2 separate regions of the Homo sapiens genome follow, and region 1 is linked to region 2. A link is a contact called in ENCODE Hi-C or POLR2A ChIA-PET data. All regions are on one chromosome and are shown on one strand. The core of a region is the stretch at or near the end of the contact, and the rest is flanking DNA. Distances in the headings are between cores, read along the strand shown. Region 1 overlaps ADGRG6 (adhesion G protein-coupled receptor G6). Region 2 overlaps ADGRG6 (adhesion G protein-coupled receptor G6).

Region 1 (6,111 bases), core at 1,986-4,485, 38 kb before region 2:
AAAGAAAACTCTTTAGAAAAAGTGGAGGAAAAGCAAGGGGGCTATAAAGTCTTTGTAGCCTTCTCTCCCCAGAGATTGAATAAAGTATTTCCATGTATATTTCAGTGGGGAAATGCTATGGCAGGCATCCCAGGTCTCTGAAGAGTGTGCTTATTGCCTCCTGAGGTGGTTTTGAAGGTCTTGAAAATATCTCTCACTTATATTTCCATCTGAAACAGATCTGTGAGAAAGCTCTAAAATGCCTGGCTCAATATGAAGCCTGCAAAAATAAGGGAGCACAATAGAAGATCTCAAACAGGTTAATACAACCACCTATGTCTGACTGAGGACTCATGTTATTACAAAAAGTTCAAGGCAATAATCCTATAAGTATTCTGGTTGCACACGCAAGAATAACATTCTTTCTCTGGTTTCCAAGACATAGGCATGTGTCTGGGGATGAGTGTAACTAGCCGTCTGAGCTGGCCTTTGTATTTTAAAGCATCATGGAAAAGACATCACTGCCTGCCAGCTGCTTCTTCAGACTTGGGTGGGCTGGCTCTGGGCTCAGGAAATAAGTTTGTGGTGACTCAGGGAGTGAGGGCTTTTCCTTTACTCGTGTATATAGTGAGTGCTGTTGATGAGTTTTAAAAAATAAAGTTGTGAAGATGTCCCTTCCTTAGGCTATGTATATCTAATCCATGCCATTCACAATTTTGAGGTTCCTCTTAATGGTACTATTTTTTTTTAAATAAGATTTTTTCCTATGAGAATCTGGCAATTTTCATGAGGGAAAAACAAAACCAAAAAAATTTTAAGAGGCTTACCCCAGCCAATGATGCAGAATTTTAGAATGTATCGGCGAATGTAAGTGTTAAATACTTTAACTAGAGCAATGTACATGTGAATTGCTTCTAGCCCCATCCAGGTAAAGGTTGCCAGAAGGAAGAAATGCAACAGGACTGCAACAGCAATGCAAAGTCCATCCACATTGAAGGAGGTGATCCAGCCATCTAGGAGGAAGAGGAGATTCAGGAACAGCAGGGCTGTGCTCAGGTTCATCAAGATTTTGGAGGGATAATCCCTTCGCAATTTCCTAAAAAATGAAAAAAGGAATCTATGAGAGAACTAATACTGTATATCAATCTTTTAAGCACAGGCCTGTATAAATTCGTATCTTATACAACCCTGCAATGAGATAAGTAGCACCACCTTTCTGATGTGGTTCTGCTAAAAGGAGGGGCTAAGGATATTTATGAGTATTTGGCAAGTTATAAAGACTTTAAAAATATTAGTTTACTTCAAAATTATTTCCAATTGTTTATACAATTCCCAGTTGGGCTTCAACTGAATTTTTTTTTAACCCAGGAAAAATTCTAGAGTTGTAAGAATGACATTTTTCTTAAAAAATAATTTCCCTAAATTATTTGAACCTTTTTGATTTTTAATGAGTTAAAAGGATCTTAAAAAAATTGTTTCAGGACTAATTTTATAAGATTATAAAACAAACATTTTCATGTTTTACAATACAGAAAGCACCTTATATAATTTTTACTTACTTAAATGTTAATCATTTCTAACAGATTTGAATGCATTTTATAAATAGAAATACAGCAATTATAAATTAAAATTCTATAGCTGGAAAATTCATGTTACATAATATATTTTATCAGAAACATGAACATTAACGTTCAACCACCCTACAGTGTATAAATGTTTTTCAAAGCCGAGGCAATTTTCTTATTCACATTTGGAACAGTTAGCAATGGGTTTGGCAGATTAAAAATATACTTACTCAAAAGCAACATATGTCAGGAGAGTTGCTGCTGAAAAAATAGCAGATATTCCACACCCAATATAGCTGATGAAAGTGAGGACTTTAGTGTTTCTTGCATCTAACTGTGAGGCACTTCTTGGAAGGTCCTACATAAAACATGGCGAGCAGCTGTAAGAAACTCTCTTCTCATGAGAATGGTTCTCTGTTTCACTAGAAAGTTCACTGTTAACATTAGAGCAGCTTACTCTCAGGGGCTAAAACCAACAGTGTAAATCAATATTAAAATTTCCATTTATTATATTATTTTCGATCAATAAATAAAAGAAAAAAATGCAGCATTACTTCTGGAAGTCGTTACACATTGTTTTTCATCATTACCTTCTTTCCCAAGCTTTCTGCAAACCGGTATAACCTGAAGATCAAAACCACCAGGACTCTCAACAGAAATTGGAGAGGAGACGGTTGCCTTGCATAATAAACCATCAGGCCCATTCCTAACAGTTGCAGGGCTTGGGGCACCAGTTCAAATGGAGACCACAGTAGTCTATATGGCCAAACCCTCAAGCCTTTAGGTTCCTTGCCAGGTAGCAAGGAGCTCAGCCAGAGGCTGGTGCTGGTGCTGTGACTGCCAGGCTCTAAGGGTGGTGCGGAGGCTCCTAACCCTGGTTATTTCAATGCTTGGTATGTATGAGGTGGGACTGTCTTTATTTTCATAACTGAGATGCCATTAAGACTTTTGGGGGTCATAGACTTTTTTATTCCTATAGTACTGAAAGGATACAATTTAAATTATTTGGGGCTGTTGTGGAGTGGAAAGAAGTAAATACTTTCCAGTGTATTAATATAAAGTATTAATTTCAATGTGCTAAGGGAGACTTACAGGTCTGGACTTGGTAGAAAAATCTTTCTTTTCTGCCTTAAATGGGGGATTGGGATAGGAATAAATCTTGAGGTAAGACCACTCACTCAATCCTGGTTGGAGGAGAAAAGTACCTCCTTTATGTAGATGTTAAAAAATGGAGTGTTCTTACAGAAGGGATGTATTGAATATCTAGCGTAAACTTTTAGGTTTTAAATTATGGAGAAAATGTTTATGATTTTTCCTTCTATATGTAAATTGCCTTTAACTGTCATCAAAATGCCAATAAAATCTGCTACTCACACACAGGCCTTAAGTTGTGTGTGTGTGTGTGTGTGTGTGTGTGTGTGTGTGTGATAAAGAAATGTGGGTTAGTTTCAGGTTTCACTGATGCAGTAAAGAACAGGTACAGTATCTCTGCAACATCAAGCCATGCACGAAGTGATGGAATTCAGCAGAAGCAGAGGCTCAGAGTCTGAGGGGGCTCCCCCTATCTTCTTATCCCAGGAATCCCTTAAAACACTGGGAGAACACGGGGCACCCAGGGTACATGGGATGGGGTTTGAGTTGGTGCCACTTGATTCACAGATAGGCTAACTCAACCAATGATTCATCAGCCCAGAGAGATGAATCATGGTTTTGAGAGATTGCCAAGTGATGTGTCACAAATTCTTGAAAAACCTATGACTTGCAAATCACAATTAAATCCAGAATTTCAAATAGAAATTAAATAAGGCTGCTTACAGATTTGTTTACAGATTTATACACAATTTCATGTTGTTTTGTTCTTTTAGAGAATGAAAATATGAAAACTTTTATGATATAGCCAATATGAAAATGTACTAATCTTCATGAAAGCCAGTTTTAGTACAAAGAAATGTAGCAGAAGACATTAAATTCTTGAAATATTTGTAGACCAGAAGATATAATTATAGGTATGAGGTGCATTGTTTTAGCATCTCATATGGTGAACTGGTGAATGTGTCATGGGACAATGCAGACTCTGGGAATATCTTATACAAGTGAATAAAGAGTTTCTAAGTCAAGAAAAACTCTTAACAAAGTCTTGGTGGTCTGGAAAAACTGAAAAGATAAGAGAACATCACCAAAAAGGATATGTTCTGAAAAGATTTTCTACCAGCAATTTTTAATATTACAAAAACAGACAAGGTAGAAAATGGAAAGAGAACATGAATGATGCTTATCTTCACATATATATATATATAATTAACCATTCAATCAGATAGCAGCAGAAAAAATAATGCGTAATTACAAACTCATAATAAAATTTAGACAATATATGAAGGAACTGGCCATATGAAGTCGTGGGCAGGCAAACTCTGGCTTCATATAAATCATCTCTGAAGAGTAAATTTTGTTACTGTTATCTATTTATTTAATACCAGACTTACAACATGCACATAGTTGAAATATTTAAATGAATTAAGCTAAAGCTTACATACCTGAATGAGTAATCACAAAAAATAAGTGTTCTTTGAAAGAATGCCTGCTATCACTTTTGCAAAAAAGAGAACATGGAAGGAAACTGAATTTTCTTTTATAATTACTTAAGGAAAACATGCAATAGTTAATTGTTCATTTTCATGCTTTGACAGCAAAAGGAAAATATTTGTATTTTAGATAGTTAAAAAGGTGTCTTCTATGATTTATCACCTTTTTAAATGACTTGCTCTTATTCTGCAGAGCATTTATGTACTTGATTGTCAGGAAAATTACAACTTGCAGGGTTGCCATATGACAATGGCCATTTACATAGGCTGAGTAGATTTGTGAGCCAAATACTACATCCCACAGATCCTCAAGGCTTCCTCCCAGTCCCCACAGGAAGAAGGGTGCAAGATTTAAAGGCGGGAATAAACAAAACCTGACGTCTGTGATTCTAATTTGAAAAGCTTTATTGCCTCAGCTCACATCACTCCTATCTCCTATTAAAAAACAAATGTGGTTTGGTCCCTTTATGAAAACCAAACAGAAACAAAGGCTATGCTACAACCCAGAGCATACCCTGGAGACCAGAAAAGTGTTTGCAAAATCACAGGTAAACTGGATAAAAGGGAAAGGTATAAATCTATGGATGAGTTCAAAGAAGTCGCTGGATGCGTGGTGCGTCTTAAAATTTGGTGGGATAAGAAAAACACATTGACGCAATCTAATTTTGTTTAAAACTGTTTGGCAAGCTGGCTAATAAGATAAAACAGGGGCATGGAAGAAGGAAGGAAAGAATGATATAGAGGCCTAAGAGTGACAGAAACATCATAACCATTATCTCTCTTGCAGCTCTGAAGTCTCCATTCTAACCCTAGTCACTAGTCTGTCCTAACAAACTGCAATCTCTAGGAGGGAGATCACTCGGTGCAGTACCAGGTACAAAGCAACGTTCAAATATATTGAATGAGTGACAACATAAGAAAAATTTTTTTGATTACACTATTCACAATTCCCTTCCATGTTAGTAACACCCAACATTTTCTTCTTTAACTTTCTCTCCCTCCTCCCACTTGTCTCCCCGTCCATCTCTTTGACTCTGTTTCTCTCTTAATTAAAAAGTTTCATGAGGATTTTCTTGTTTCTGGGATTATTTATCATCACTGTTAATGCTACAGGAAAAAAAGGGAGAAAGTTCTTTTCTATAATTACTTTCACATATTTTTAATATGTGATCTTTGCTAATTAGATTCTTTATTAAGAATTAAGATTCACGGTACAGATGAAAACTATCAGGAAATAATTCCCAAAATACATAATCTAAAAATACATACAAAAAAGGAGTATGCCATCCAAAGTTACAGCATGTCAAAATGAGCTTAGAAATTCCCCCCTTACCATCAGAACTCCAAAGTGTGTGAAGTGGTTACACAGGCAGACTGTCTCACTTGCATCTGAATCTCTGTGTGCAACACATCCTGACGTGTTCCATCCTCCAAAACTTTCTGTTGAAGGAATCAACAAACAGTGTGAAAACAGCAGGTCAGTTTCTTCTCTATAATGGATGAGACCTTCTATAGAGAAATTTGCCTCAGTCTCTTCTGCCATACAGAGTTTATCTGTAAAATGGATACCATTATGAAAGTTTTCAATGCTTAGAATAATTTGGATTCCTAGAATAATCAAATGTTAGCTCTGGGTGGGCAGTTAGAGGTGATCTAATCAGTAGGTTCAAACTTGAGAGTTCCACAAATGTTTGATTCAAGTTTAATTTTTAACATATTTTAAAATGAACTTCCACAAAAAGAAGACTCATTTTCAAATACACTACACACTAATGAACCAACAATTTTTTCTGAGGGTTAATCTACATTTTCATGAAGACATAAGAACAAAGAAGGTTTGCTTTCTTAGAATGTGCCATTTATGTATACAAAAATCATGAATGGTAGTAACTGATTGTAAATGGCTTGAAACCACCTTATTTGACTTTCATGGTATAAAATGGAATATGAGCAATGCATATTGTCAATGTATTGAATCCATTTAT
Region 2 (5,422 bases), core at 908-3,407:
TTTACTTAATATTAATGAGACAGCCAAATGTCTAGGCAGATAAAAAGGGGCGCCCGGAGAATCTCCCACCCGCCCCACAAGTGTTTACATCAGATGCTTTCGTGCAGATGAGGAAACCTGCCCAGGCCTTGCCTGAGCCTGCCCATAGAGGACTGGAGCCCGACTTGTGGGAGGTGGGTGGAGCCACGGGGAATTCATGCCTTATGCAGGGGAGGAGGCTGCTCTCTCCAGCTCCTGTGGGGACCTGGGAATCAATCAGTGAGGTGGAGGGCCTGTTGGCAGGCCTCCGTCTCACTTTGCTGAGCTTTTTGTTGTTGTTTTTTGTTTTGTTTTTCCTTTTTGCCCAATAAAGTCCTGCTCTACTGACCACTCGATGTGTCCGTGTGCCTAAATTTTCCTAGTTGTGTGACAAGAACCCGGGTTCTAGCTGAACTAAGAAGCAAAGTTCTACAACATTAACAGCAACATTTAGAGCCAAGTTTTCTTGAAAAAAATGTAATCACTGGAAACAGGCAGTTGAGGAAAAGCTCTAAAGCTGTTAATCCTTCTCTATCTGTTGTACTTTCCAAATTATGCTACTGAAAGGAGTCACTATATGTTAATATTTACACAAGTTGTGGTAAAAAAGACTGATGTGTAGCCCACTGCTCCTCTCATACCTACTTAATGATACTCCAAATAACTGAAGAGCAAATCCTCACAATAAGTTGCAATAACAGAAAAATAAAAACAGTAATTCCTTTCATTTTTTTCTTTGCAGTTGCTACTAAGATGAATTTTTCAACTTTTCATAAATAAATATATTTAAAGTGAAATTTAGTCATCTATGTTCATAAAGAGTTTGGGCATCCTCAGAGTATAAAGTCCTTTGCAAAGATAAAATGATTTATCTTAATTTTATTATTTAAAAATGATTTAGTAATCTAAAAATATTACATTCAATCATTTGTTAGAAGTGCAAGGGAGGAGCCAATAATGAATTGAAGTTTTATAGCTATGAAGAACAGAACTGTAATGATTATGAAACGGTAAAAATCCAAGAGTTGATGAAACCTTAGCAAACTCTGTAAAAAATCCTAGAGAGGGAAACAAAAATACAAATCCAGAAATTTCAGAAAAGAATAACAATAAAGTATTTATGAAGTGTGTCTTATCTCTACAACCACAGTAGCTAACCAATGGAAGTGCCTAATAAATGCTTGTTAAAATAAATGTAATTTGTTTGAACTTAGACTATTCATTGCGTTATACTGTACCACTCCCTCAGGAAAGAGTAGTAATCAGTAAAATAAATAAAACTAGTAGAGAAGGCACTGTCTGTTCTTTGTGAAAATTGACGGACATCAGCCAGTATCTAAACTTGAATCATTACACAGGCAAATAAATACTTGCACCTATAATTAAAGAGTCCACTAAAAATTTATCTATCCATGAGGGTCATAAAACTGAATGTATTTAATAAAATTGTTATGAGAAAAATGAAGATGCTATAAAATGAAGCAGATTTACTGCTAAATAAACATTTCGTTTTTAAAAGTATTGACAGGTTTAACCATGTTTTTAAAAATCTGCTGAAAATTTCCTAATTAAGGTAAAATTCCCAAATATTTTTTAGAAAAGTATAGGAAAACAAAGTCATATACTAAAATCGTTAGAGTATTTATTAATAATATATCAATTTTATTAAGGCTAGGATGTTTAATATGTGAAAAAAATGACAGGATATTTTAATGTTGAATTGAGTCAGTTCAATTCTACTATGTTACTTTCGTACTAAAATTTATTTAGCAATATACCTTTGCAAAATCTATTTATTTTTCCATCACAAATTAATCCTGAAATAAAAGCTCATATTTAGCAGACATTGTCCATTCAGTGGAATGCTAGAAATAAATTTCTATTCTCCCATTGGTTACTGTACTGATTAGTTTGTTGGAAATTATAACCATAAACAGCAAGATGCTTTCATTTCCTGGAAAAAAAATGAAAGGTTAAAATGTTAACAGGGTACACTTATCAAAGATTTGCTTAGCTAACAAGCCTTGATATAATCTCTGTTTACAGGTATTTCCTGTCAGTTAATGAGTGACTTGGACTCTTCAACTCCCAAAGCTGATGATTAAGCAGCAGGAAATTCCCTCTCCCATCATTTCTCCTGAAACACAGTCCAGGACATCTGAATGTCTGGAATGTGAGTGTTTAACGTCAACTTGGAATGGCAAGAAGATCACTATAAAAGTTAGAAAGACTCAAATATATTGACTCCGTTAAGTTCACGGTACCCTTTTGACAAAATTACTTTGAAAACTTATAGATGACTAAGATACATGAGTATGTATTTGATGCACTCCGATAATCTTAAGGCTTGGGAAAGGAGTCTCAGGGACAGAGTTTAAGAAATTATGAGAACTGCATGATCTTACTTAAATGTGGAACCTAAAAAGGTTGAACTCATAAAAGCAAAGAATAGAAGAGTGGTTTCCAGGGGCACAGGGGTGGATGGGGCACAGGAGTTGAGAATGTATGGGTCAAAGGATGGAAAATTTCAGTTAGACTGGAGAAATACATTCAAGAAATCTATTGTACAACATGATGATTATTGTTAATAACAATGATTGTATACTTGAAAATTGCTGAGAGATTTTAAATGTTCTGTCTACAAATAAAATGATAAGTATATGAGATAACAATGAAAGTTAATTAGCTCATATTAGCCATTCCACAATGTATACCTATATTAAAACATGTTGTATACCATAAACACATATAGTTCTTATCAATCAATTAAAATAATTTAAAATAATTTTTTAAATGAGTATTCCCAGACATAAATACTAGACAAGGAGACAGGAGACACGTGTTGGAGCCCACCAACTGCCTCTGCCACTTTTTTTTGTCTAAGCTTCAGTTTCCTGGCCCGTATAAAGGGAGTGGCATAAATCAGCATTCCCATTTAAAAGCCCATCAGGGCCAGATGGCCATCTAAAGACAAAAAGGGGGCTGGAGTGGGAAGAATAAGGGGTTGCTAAGGGCTAAAGTAAACTGGGAAGCTCCTTTGAAAGCAGCAGCCACCATTTAGCTCCAGCTGTGTTGGCCATGCAGATATAGTAGCCTAGTGTATTCTGTTTACCAGAAAAATCCAAAACTTCATTTTTATGTGAAATCTAATTGTTTAATATTGGAAATAATTCATCAATTAAAAGCACTGTGTGAAACAAATGTAAATGAACAGGAACAAATAAATGCTACTACCACCACCCATGTCGTAGGGCTAAACTAGCCTGTGGGTGATTGGTTTGTTTTCCCTGGCTGAGGAGATCTAGCAGGTCTTTTCTAGTGCTGTCCAAAGTATGTGGTTCAGCAAAGCGGACTCTCAGTTCTTTAGACTAGTTTCAGGGGGTGGCAAATGTTCTCCTAAAGGGCTAGACTGTAAACATTTTAGGATGGCAGGCTATACTGTATTGATCACAATCAATTAACACAGCCATTGTAGCACAGAGGCAGACAAAGACAATATATAAACTAATGGGCATGGCTGTGTTCCAATTAAACTTTATTTATAAGAACAAGGGAGCTTAGTCCCAGCTACTCAGAAGGCTGAGATTAGAAGATTGCTTTAGCCCAGGAGTTTGAGGCCAGTCTGGGCAACACAGTAAGACCCCAACTTAAAAAAAAAAAAAAAAAAAAAAAAGAAAAGAAAAAGAAAAACAAGTATTAAAAAAACATGTGTGCTGGGCACAATCCCTCATGCCTGTAATCCCACCACTTTGGGAGGCTGAGGAGGGAGGATCACATGGGGCCAGGAGTTCAAGACCAGCCTTGACAACACAGTGAGACCTCATCTCTACAATAAATGTTTTAAAAAATTAGCTGGGCATGGTGGTGCACACCTGATGTCCTACCTACTCAGGAGAGCTGAAGTAGGAGGATCACTTGAGCCCAGAAGTTCAAGGTTATAGCGATCTCTGATGGCACCACTACAGTCCACCCTGGGGGACAGAGTGAAACCCCGTCTCTAAACAAACAAGTAAACAAAAATGCATGGCCTGTTACAGGCCCTCCTAATTTGCCAACCTCTGGTCTAGAGAAATTCTTAGAGAAGCTTAGGAATCCCTGTAAAACTGAATCATACTTTTTCATAGTTAGGTATCCAGGAAGTATTGTGGGAAACAAATATTATTTGTTTGAAACAAATATGTTAACACACTGCAAACCTAGTGTTTTCTCACAGAATGCACTGCTGGCCAGAGAGATGGCTCTTGGACCTTCATACTTCTCCCCTGAGCAAGAATGAGCTTTAGCCTATCCTGGTACTAAATCTAATATCTAATCCTGTTTATGATGAATGACAGTCTAATTTATACTGGTTAGAAGAGCACAGCTCTAATACCAAACTTTCCAAGCTCCAATCCTGGCTTGGCTACTTACTAATTAAGAGACACTGGATAAGTTAGTTAATCTCCACGTGCCTCAGGTTCCTTATTTGCAAAATAGGATCAATTATAGAACCCGTAACATGGGATCTATGGTGTAGGTAATCAACCAATATGTGTTAAGTGCTTAAAATGACATTTAGTACAAAATGTGTGTTCAATTTAAATATAAGTATTAGCAATTATTAACATAGCCATATTTGTTTTGGTTGCTGACATCTTCAAAACATTGTCCCATAAAAAGGCAAATATTAGAATGGTCTATACTATGACTTCTTAATAATGTCCCAGTCTATGGTGAAAAGAGACCCCTGAATTAAAGACAGTCACCCAGAATGCAGGAAGTGCACCATTCCCTCTCCTTATTCTTCACTGTCCCACACCAAACATACACACCTGACTTTCTCAATTTCTTCTCTGATAAAAGACTTCTCAAGGAGTCCCTGAAGGTCCTTTCTAGCTATCCTAACACTGAGAGAAGATCTTAGGGAACATCACCAGCTCTTATAAAGCTCTGCAGTTCCCTTGTGGAACAGGGTTGTGGTTTATCTACTTTCCAACATCCTGCAAGGAAATATCTTTCAAATGACATCACTTCACAGCCTTTCCACCACCTGTAGGAGTGCCATGGACCACACGAACAGGTGGGTAACAGGAGTTCTCAGGCCAGAAGGGCAGGCATGGGTCTGAGAAATTGGGAGGTGGCCTTGAGTCATCATAAGGGTGCTACTTTGCTCAAAGCGTGGGAATAAATTCCCAGTAAACTTCCCTCCAATATCATATACAAATTACTTTTGAATACTAGGCTCCTTCTTCTCCTTTTTAATTGAGAGTTATGTCTGTGACTAAAATGTATATATTATCACTGCCTTAGATTTAGTCATATGACATTTAAAGTTGATAATGAAACTTCTACTTTTTGTGTTTGAATCAGTCCTATAATAAAATAAAGGCTTCCAGAATTAACTTGTGTAAATGGAGAATATTAG

What was found. A loop is a pair of places that touch in the nucleus more often than their neighbours do. ChIA-PET counts read pairs that join two places held with the same protein, here RNA polymerase II (POLR2A). Pooled maps may share reads with other maps.
Region 1: a map of endothelial cell of umbilical vein shows a loop between it and region 2 (6-fold over the local background). The contact joins two enhancer-like sites. A Hi-C loop is called at or near these places in 3 of 168 maps with a recorded cell type or tissue (PC-9, endothelial cell of umbilical vein and transverse colon) and 1 of 50 pooled maps. POLR2A ChIA-PET finds 5 or more read pairs at or near these places in 1 of 52 experiments (endothelial cell of umbilical vein).

What each region holds. Positions count from the first base shown.
Region 1 is chr6:142,410,760-142,416,870 of GRCh38, reverse strand. It overlaps ADGRG6 (adhesion G protein-coupled receptor G6), which reads right to left. Exons shown (of 25, transcript NM_198569.3): 18 at 5,460-5,566; 19 at 1,775-1,902; 20 at 807-1,075. Among named protein-coding and RNA genes, the nearest start is that of ADGRG6, 110 kb to the right of the region's middle. RefSeq lists enhancers at 3,065-3,359, 3,085-3,379. Within about 2 kb of position 3,235, at least 7 of the 41 ENCODE cell types and tissues checked have a DNase peak (open chromatin) inside an H3K27ac peak, as active enhancers do; they include PC-9 and endothelial cell of umbilical vein, where a contact is called at or near this core.
Region 2 is chr6:142,372,151-142,377,572 of GRCh38, reverse strand. All of the region lies in intron 4 of ADGRG6 (adhesion G protein-coupled receptor G6), which reads right to left. Among named protein-coding and RNA genes, the nearest start is that of ADGRG6, 73 kb to the right of the region's middle. RefSeq lists enhancers at 1,564-2,763, 2,721-3,322. Within about 2 kb of position 2,157, at least 6 of the 41 ENCODE cell types and tissues checked have a DNase peak (open chromatin) inside an H3K27ac peak, as active enhancers do; they include PC-9 and endothelial cell of umbilical vein, where a contact is called at or near this core.